Regions from separate parts of the Homo sapiens genome. Here all the other regions are linked to region 3. Evidence: chromatin loops called from intact Hi-C (ENCODE). Cell type or tissue: HCT116. All regions are shown on one strand.

Region 1 (2,500 bases), 180 kb before region 3:
ACTGTATGTGTGCAACTCCCCGCTGCTATTGCCCCAGCCTCTAGCTCCACCTCCCACCCCCAACGCCCCCGTTCCCTGCTTCCAGCCACTGTACTTCCTTATATTCTGAGAAAATGCCATGACCCAATACCCCAGCTTCTGCTCATCCTTTAAGTGTCGGATTGCTAATCACCAAATCCTCTGCAGAGAGAGTCATCCCCAGCTTAATTACCGTTGTGGTCCTAGTGTTCAGCACAGTGCAGGAAACACAGAAGGCACTGAATAAATGTCGAGAGAAGTCAGGAATGAATGAGAGAAAAGGAAGGGTGCAGCTAATTAACAGCAACTGCTAGGTCATAACTATTGGCCTGAACAAGGGAATAAAGCCCCACAGTATCAAGGGATATTCAGCATGGTGTTGTAACAATGGATTCTGTTAAGAATGTGTGGGCAAGGTATTTATTAGGGGATGCGGAAACCATCTAAATTCAAACCAGGGAGGGTCTCCTTTTATTTTAGCTCTGAATCTTAAATGTGACAGTAACAAAATTTCAAAAACTTCTTTGGCAGAATTTAAACCGAGGTGGCAGAAGACAAAAAGGCCTGACTGGAAGGCAAGTGCCAGGATTGCCTTGATCCTGACTTAAGGGGTAGCCCTGGCTGACCTGGCCACTACCCCAGTGAGAGAGCTGGCCTAGACTGCTGCCCAGGTGATTTCCAGATGCTTTTAAAGACTACTGTTATTAATAAAATGAATTAATGACTGCAAGTATTTGCAAATGCTTTAAAAATCCCATTCGGCCAGGCGCAGTGGCTCACAACTGTAATCCCAGCACTTTGGGAGGCTGAGGCTGGTGGATCACTTGAGGTCAGGAGTTTGAGACCAGCCTGGCCAACATGGTGAAACCCCATCTCTACTAAAAATACAAAAATTAGCCGGGCATGGTGGTGTGCACCTGTAATCCCAGCTACTTAGAAGGCTGAGGCAGGAGAATCGCTTGAACCGGGGAGGTGGAGGTCACAGTGAGCTGAAATCACACTACTGCACTCCAGCCTCGGTGACTGAGTGAGGCCCTGTTTCAAAAACAAAACAAAACAAACAAAAAAACCCAAAACCCCATTCAAGGGTACAGCTCTGGCCTGATGTTAGTGCTTCTCAACTCCAGCTGTTGCACATTACAGTCACCTGTGGAGCTTAAGCCACATCCATAACGATTACACCAGCGTCTCTGCGGGGAGTGGGGACAGACATCAGTCATTTCTAAATCTTTCCAGGGGATTCTAATGTGGAGCCAAGATTGAGAGGCTAGGCTCTCTCTCCCCGCACTACTCATAGAGGAGGGTGGCAGGCAGTGTCATTAATTACCTGAGAGGTTGGTTAGGAAAACTGAGTTCCTGGGCCCCACCCTAGAATGATGCATCAGAAGCTGCATGGCAACAAGGCCCCTGGGTGATTCTGGAGCATTCAGAAGCCCTGCTCTAAATGAAGTCCAGGCCCTACTGCTCACTGGGAGCAGTGGCTTCTCATGACCACCAGGTGGCTCAGGAAGCCAGGGCCTAAAGACCAGGCTGCCTGGAACCAAATCTCGAGGAAAGGAAAAGCCTTCTAGAGCAGGGAAGGATGTGGATCTCTCCGGGAGGCAATCACAAGTTCCTCTTAGAAAAGCTCTTTTAAGTAGTTAATTACTCTTTTGTGTATAAAGAGGCAAAGTAACAATATGTACTCATACTGACTTGTGTTTGCATAAATAAACTATGTAGAGATACATAAAAAATAATAAAAATGTCTGTGGGGGCTAGGTGGAAAACAAGCATGTAGGAGACAGGAGGACTCGGTTTTCAATGTATGCCTCTTTATACTCGTTTTTCTTTTTTTTTTTTTGAGACGGAGTCTCGCTCTGTCACCCCCAGGCTGGAGTGCAGTGGCGCGATCTCGGCTCACTGCAAGCTCTGCCTCCCGGGTTCACCCCATTCTCCTGCCTCAGCCTTGGTTTTCCTTTTTTAAGCCCAGTGATTGTATTACCATTTCAAAAAGTAAAAAAAAAAAAAAAAAAAAAATACACCAACAAAAATCTTTGAAAACCATCCCAGCCCCTTCTTAGGGAATATGGGATACTGGTCCCAAATCAACAGAGGACAAGTAGTTCACAGAAATCATAGAAGGTGGGCAGTGGCCTTTCAGGTTATGGCCATGCTGCAGAGAAAGTGCTGGTCTAATTTCACCACTGGCCTGAGACTCCACAAACTGAAGTTTACTCATTTCATACTCAATTCCCACCTCACTTACCTTCAATTTTACCACAATAACCCTGTAAGGAAGGATTTTGGGCTGAGCCGGTAGGGTGGGACCTGGATCACTTTGAAAGTTTCCTTGAGGGCTTCAAAGATGCCAGGTGAGAATAGTTCTCTGGATGAGAAGTGCTGAGCTCCCCAGAGAAAATCTCAGGGGCTGCCTGAAAAGGCCGCCAGCACTCCTATGTTGGGAGGCAACATGCACCAAGTTCCCCTCTGCCCCAAGCCT
Region 2 (2,500 bases), 160 kb after region 3:
CAGAATGGCACACTGTTTGCTCAGAGGTATGAGATAGGTATTGGTCTTCTTTTATTTCCTGCATATTTTAAGAGCACACCATTTTCTGAGGTCCAGTCCTCCTGGGGCATGACCTGTCACCTTTTTGTATCTTCCCAGTAGTGCCTTTAGGTGCTTTTTAAAATTCTATCTGACTGGCTATAAGGTGCTAAGATCCCCAAAACCATGTTTAGCCTTATGGGAAAGGCAATGTTCCCCTTAGAACTCAGGCCTTCGCCAAAAGAACCAGCTCAGTTTATCAGGGGACGCAACATGGGGATTGAGGAGAAAGCCCAGTTAGGAATGAAGTGGGCTCCTGAGCTTTGCCATTGACTCACGTGAATGCACCTGCCCTAGGGGGTCTCATGGGGCAGGGCGGTTGGGCCAAGGCAGCATTCTGACAGACATTGCAGAGAATGCCTTGGAATGAACTGTCCCCTCAAGTCCCTGAAATATGGCTCTGCTTTCATCTTGAGCAGAGGGCAAGATTACACTGAGGCCTGGGTGTGCCTGCTGCTAGAGAGATCCAGAAATTGGCTGTACTTCTAGGGTTTAGCCTACACTGAGAGACATGAGGCTGAAGGTGTCTTTCCTAAGGACCGGTTTTTAATTCTTTTCCCCTGGTGTTCTGAGAGGGATGATGAGTTACATCAAGATGGTGCATCCATTAGTTCTTCATTTTCATATGTGTTAAAAGCTTGCTGAGCATTTGCCAGGTTACCAGGTAATGAGCCCCCTTTCTGTCTGGCATATGGGCCCCATTTCTTTTGGCCTTGGATGTGGGCAAATGGTATAGGATTTATTTACCCATCCTTTCCTTAGACTCCCCAAAACTTGTTATCTCTTGATAAATTCTGCCTGATATTTCTGCCTGAAAAAGTAGCTTTCCAAAAAAAAAAAATCAGAAAAATACATGTTTAATATAGAACATTTAGAAAAAGTAAATTTAAAAAAAGGACTGTGACTGTAACCCTTTACCCCATTACTCAAAATAGCTAACCCTTATTAACATTTACTTCCGTTCATTTATCTGTGTATTACACTATATTCTCCCTTTCTCTTTTGAAATAATCACCCACTCACAGAAAGTTGTACCCTTGACTTAGCTCCCCCCAGTGGGTGACATCTTATATAACTGTAGTGCACTGAAACCATATATAGGTGTTTATGTATGTGTATGTGTGCATATATAGAGAGAATAATATCTTTTCAATATTTCAGAACAGATACAGGGACTTGGAGACTGCCTCTATGTGCTTTCTTGCTCTACCCATCAATAAATATTGATAGTTTAAGCTGATATGAGGCCCTCTTTTCCTCTTACACATTTTCCCTAGGCTGGTATTTTCCAAAGTATGAATATATACTGCCGATAGAATGTAATGCCATTTTAGGTGATGCAAGAATAAATATTAAACACTAAATAAGAATTGATAGTCGTCTATTTTTTCACTATTATTTTTTACTCTAATCCACTGAATTTACAATAAGAATAATGATACGGTGTCCTTATAAAAATTTACTTAAGTAGAGAGAAAACATAAAGGAAAAGTTCTAAGCAACACAGGCTATAGGCAGTTGTGGGAAAAATACTAAATATGGTATTCAATGACTGAAATTCGAGAAATATACCCTTAGGTGAGTAAGGTAGTAACCTTTAGGCCAGTGACTGATTATATACTGCTGACTCTCATTTCCATATTTTGAACACAGATCTCTATTCTCACCTTTGAACTCATCTGTCCTGTTGCTAAGTCTTCCTCTTAAATATTTCATGGACATCTAAACACTGACACAACCTAATGAAACTCGCCATCTCCTCCCTACCTCCATCCCACCTCAAACCTGCTTATTCTTTAGCCTTTTTCTTCTCTAGGAGTGGGAACACCACCATTCCTTTTGTAAGTCAGAAATTGGGTTGTCATCATTTTCTTTCCTATCCTTCAACTCTCACAGTCAATCAATTGTCAGATCTTGTTCATTCCACCTTCTAAACGTCTCTTCTATTTGTTTGTTTATCTCCATCTTCACCGCCGTAGTCTAAGCCATCACCATCTTTCTCTTGAATTGCCTCCCCACAGCTAGTTATTCCCTTTTTTCCTATTCCACCCCCAACCCTAGTCTGTTCTCTGTACTGCAGCTGGTGTAATTTCTTAGGCCTGGACGTAGACATAGTTCCTGGCTTCCTCTTGCTATCAGGCTATGCTTCTGTAAGATTTGGCTTCTCCTCGCCTCCCCAGCCTCATCTCTAACCACTTCCCAGCTACCGTCCCATCCCTTCTCACCAACTGGCCCTCCAGATCTCTGCTTGGAACGCCATCATTCTCACTCCCCCTTGCCTAGCTACCTCCTGCTTATTCTTCAGATCTCAGCTATACCTTAGTTTTCCAGGAGCCCATCTTTGATTACCTGCCCCAAGATAGTTCCTCTGTTTTACTCTCACTGAATGCTCTACTCTTTCACATCCTTTGACTATTTTTAA
Region 3 (2,500 bases):
CCAGAGTCCTCATTCCTAAATGCAATGCTTAAAAGGACATGCCACTATGCCAAACCCAAAGACTCTCATTTGACAGAAAAGGAAATGAATCTCTGTTACCTTTCTATCCCCTTCCTTTTGAATGAGCCATTTTTCTTCTTGAGTTGCTGGAATCTTCGGCACTGTCCAACTTTTCTGTAGGCAATCTTAAAGGGTTCTGGTAGATACAGCTGAGGTTGGGCCATTGCTCTCAACTTCACCTGTAGTAGCCGTTTTGGATTGTTTTAGTTCTTGAACTTACAGACTTCAATACAAAATCATCCAGTGACTGAATGTACTGTCAAGGTGTGGGCTATTCGGAATAAAATATGTAGGAAATTTTTAGAGTCTTTCCCTTATTCCCTTCCAGGTGTTAGAGACATTATTTGTGGGACTGGCCCTGTTTACAACTTCACAGAGGTCACCAGTGATGTATTTGACAGAGCTGTGTGAAATTCCATGGACCTTTGTGGAACACTTCACAGATTCTTGAACAAGGCAAATACAGAAATGATGATCTGATTGCCTCAATGCTGGCATTTGGATAGAAAAAAAAAATCAAACAACAACAACAACAACAAAAAACACCCACACACTAATTGACCACCACATTCAGAAGTGCGTATTTGAACTCTGAAGTGGTAGGGACCTATAGGAATACCAACGATACGCTGATTAACACAAGTTGAGCTTCTGTTAGATCTCTCAGTTACAGCTGGTGAATGTTCTCTGTGTCCTGTGGGACACATATGACAAGGCCAGTTGTTGTTTGGACATCTCAAAATGTACCCCAAGGGTGGTTTTCATTACATCTTGGAATTTTGCAGTGGTCTCTCAAAGTACATTGCTAAATTGAGGACCTGATCCACCCCTCCCTTCCAACATTGCCCCATTTATTTCGTGGTGAAGAGCGAATTCTGCCTGTGATGGAACTTCTCACCACAAGGTGGCAGCAGACACTAGGATTTATTCCTGTTACCCTCTCGCGGTTTGAGTTGTTCAGTCAAATAACTAGATGCTTAACAAGAAAAACTCCTCTAGAAAGGTTCTGGGAGTTACAAGAATTACTCTGCTTTCTGTGTTTGCATTAATCAATAATCTGGAGCATACTTCTCAAGCTTTCAAGTGCACACAAACTTCCTGGAGGTCTTTTTAAGATGCAGATTTCGATACAGTACATCTGGGCTGGGATCCAAGAATTTGCACTCCTAACAAACCCGCAGGTGACGCTGATGATGCCAGACTGCACTTGGAGTAGTGAGGGTCTTGTATGTTTCAGTACTGGGGAAAAGAGCTTTAAAATGGTCTAGAATGAAGTGTATAATGTTAAGGGGCTAAGAGAGTGGATTTGGGAATTATGCATGAGTTCTCATTTCTAGCTTAGCTATGTGACCTTGGCCAATTCATTTTAACCCACCCATGCTTGTTTTCTCATCCCTAAAGTGGGACAACTCATAGTGCCCAAGCCATAGTTTTATGGCAAAATTCAAGTGAAATAGAAATTCCGCTTCAGCAGGGAATGAGACCCAGGAATCCATATTCTAGGAGAGTGGGTGCAGATGTTCCTCTGTCCCTTATTTGAGAAACGCTGAAGTAGAGCATATCTAATATGCCTTGGCCAAATGGACATATGCTCCTCCCTGGTCTGTTTTTCCTCATCTGTTGGCATCCTCAGAGCACAATAAATAATAGGTGCTTGAATAAATGAATACATGAATATTTTCTTTAGCAACAGGGCAATATTTTTCATGCAATTATTGGCACTCCTGCCTTAATTCTGTTGTATTTCATCAATTATCTAGATGAATGAGATGAATTTTATGCTAGGAAAGACAGCTGTTTTTTATTTGTGCATGGGTGTCTATGTACATGTCTCTGTGTGTGCATGTCTGCATGTATGTGTGTATGTAATAGGCTGAAACACTTGCTGCTGTGGCATCTGTGACAAAACTTGTAGGTTCCCAAAGGAGTCCTGAAGCAGATGACAGAACTAGAAGGAGTGGGAAGGGGGTGGGGAAAGAGTTAGAGTATAGAGAGACATCAATTTTGAGCTGTGTCTGGATTTACATTCTAGATCTACCCCTTCCAAGCTTATGGGTCCTTGGGCGGGTAACGAAAACCTCTTTGGACCTTCATTTTCTCGTTCGTAAAACAGGAGTAATAACTGCTACCTCCCAAGCTTCTTTGAGTCATTCAGTTATTTAACAAATATTTGAATGCCTAGTGGTTCCCAGGCACCACCCTAGACACCACCCTAGACACCAGGGATACTGCAGTGAACAACATACACAAAATCTCTGAACTCATATAACTTAATATGCTGTGGGAGATGCAGGTAACAAGGAAATGAACATTTTAATTTCAGCTGGTAGTAAATGTTATGAAAAAAGTAAAAGAGGATGATGGGATAGAGTGACTGAGGATGAGGAGTGACTTTAGATGGAGCGTTAGGAAAGCCTGTCCAATGAGGTCATTGGTCCTG

What was found. Peaks named below come from ENCODE experiments on the same cell type or tissue, not always from the same donor. Only the 100,000 strongest peaks of a DNase experiment are listed, where the experiment ranks them.
Region 1: it touches region 3 in a loop (2.9-fold over the local background); 7 of 110 quality-filtered maps call a loop at or near these places.
Region 2: a loop joins it to region 3, with 3 times the contacts of the local background. A loop is called at or near these places in 9 of 110 quality-filtered maps.

Annotation. Positions count from the first base shown.
Region 1 is chr3:63,992,813-63,995,312 of GRCh38, reverse strand. The region is part of intron 11 of ATXN7 (ataxin 7); the gene reads right to left. Among named protein-coding and RNA genes, the nearest start is that of PSMD6-AS2, 10 kb to the left of the region's middle. In HCT116, a CTCF peak has its summit at 1,499 (motif pointing right); a DNase peak (open chromatin) is centred at 1,542.
Region 2 is chr3:63,660,077-63,662,576 of GRCh38, reverse strand. All of the region lies in intron 3 of SNTN (sentan, cilia apical structure protein), which reads right to left. Among named protein-coding and RNA genes, the nearest start is that of SNTN, 8.7 kb to the right of the region's middle. In HCT116, a CTCF peak has its summit at 1,153 (motif pointing left); no DNase peak of the experiment used is centred here.
Region 3 is chr3:63,817,196-63,819,695 of GRCh38, reverse strand. C3orf49 (chromosome 3 open reading frame 49) reads right to left here and starts at 397. Exons shown (of 7, transcript NM_001355236.2): 1 at 100-397. The coding sequence starts at 224. RefSeq lists a silencer at 931-1,050. In HCT116, CTCF peaks have their summits at 773 and 975 (motif pointing right); a DNase peak (open chromatin) is centred at 985.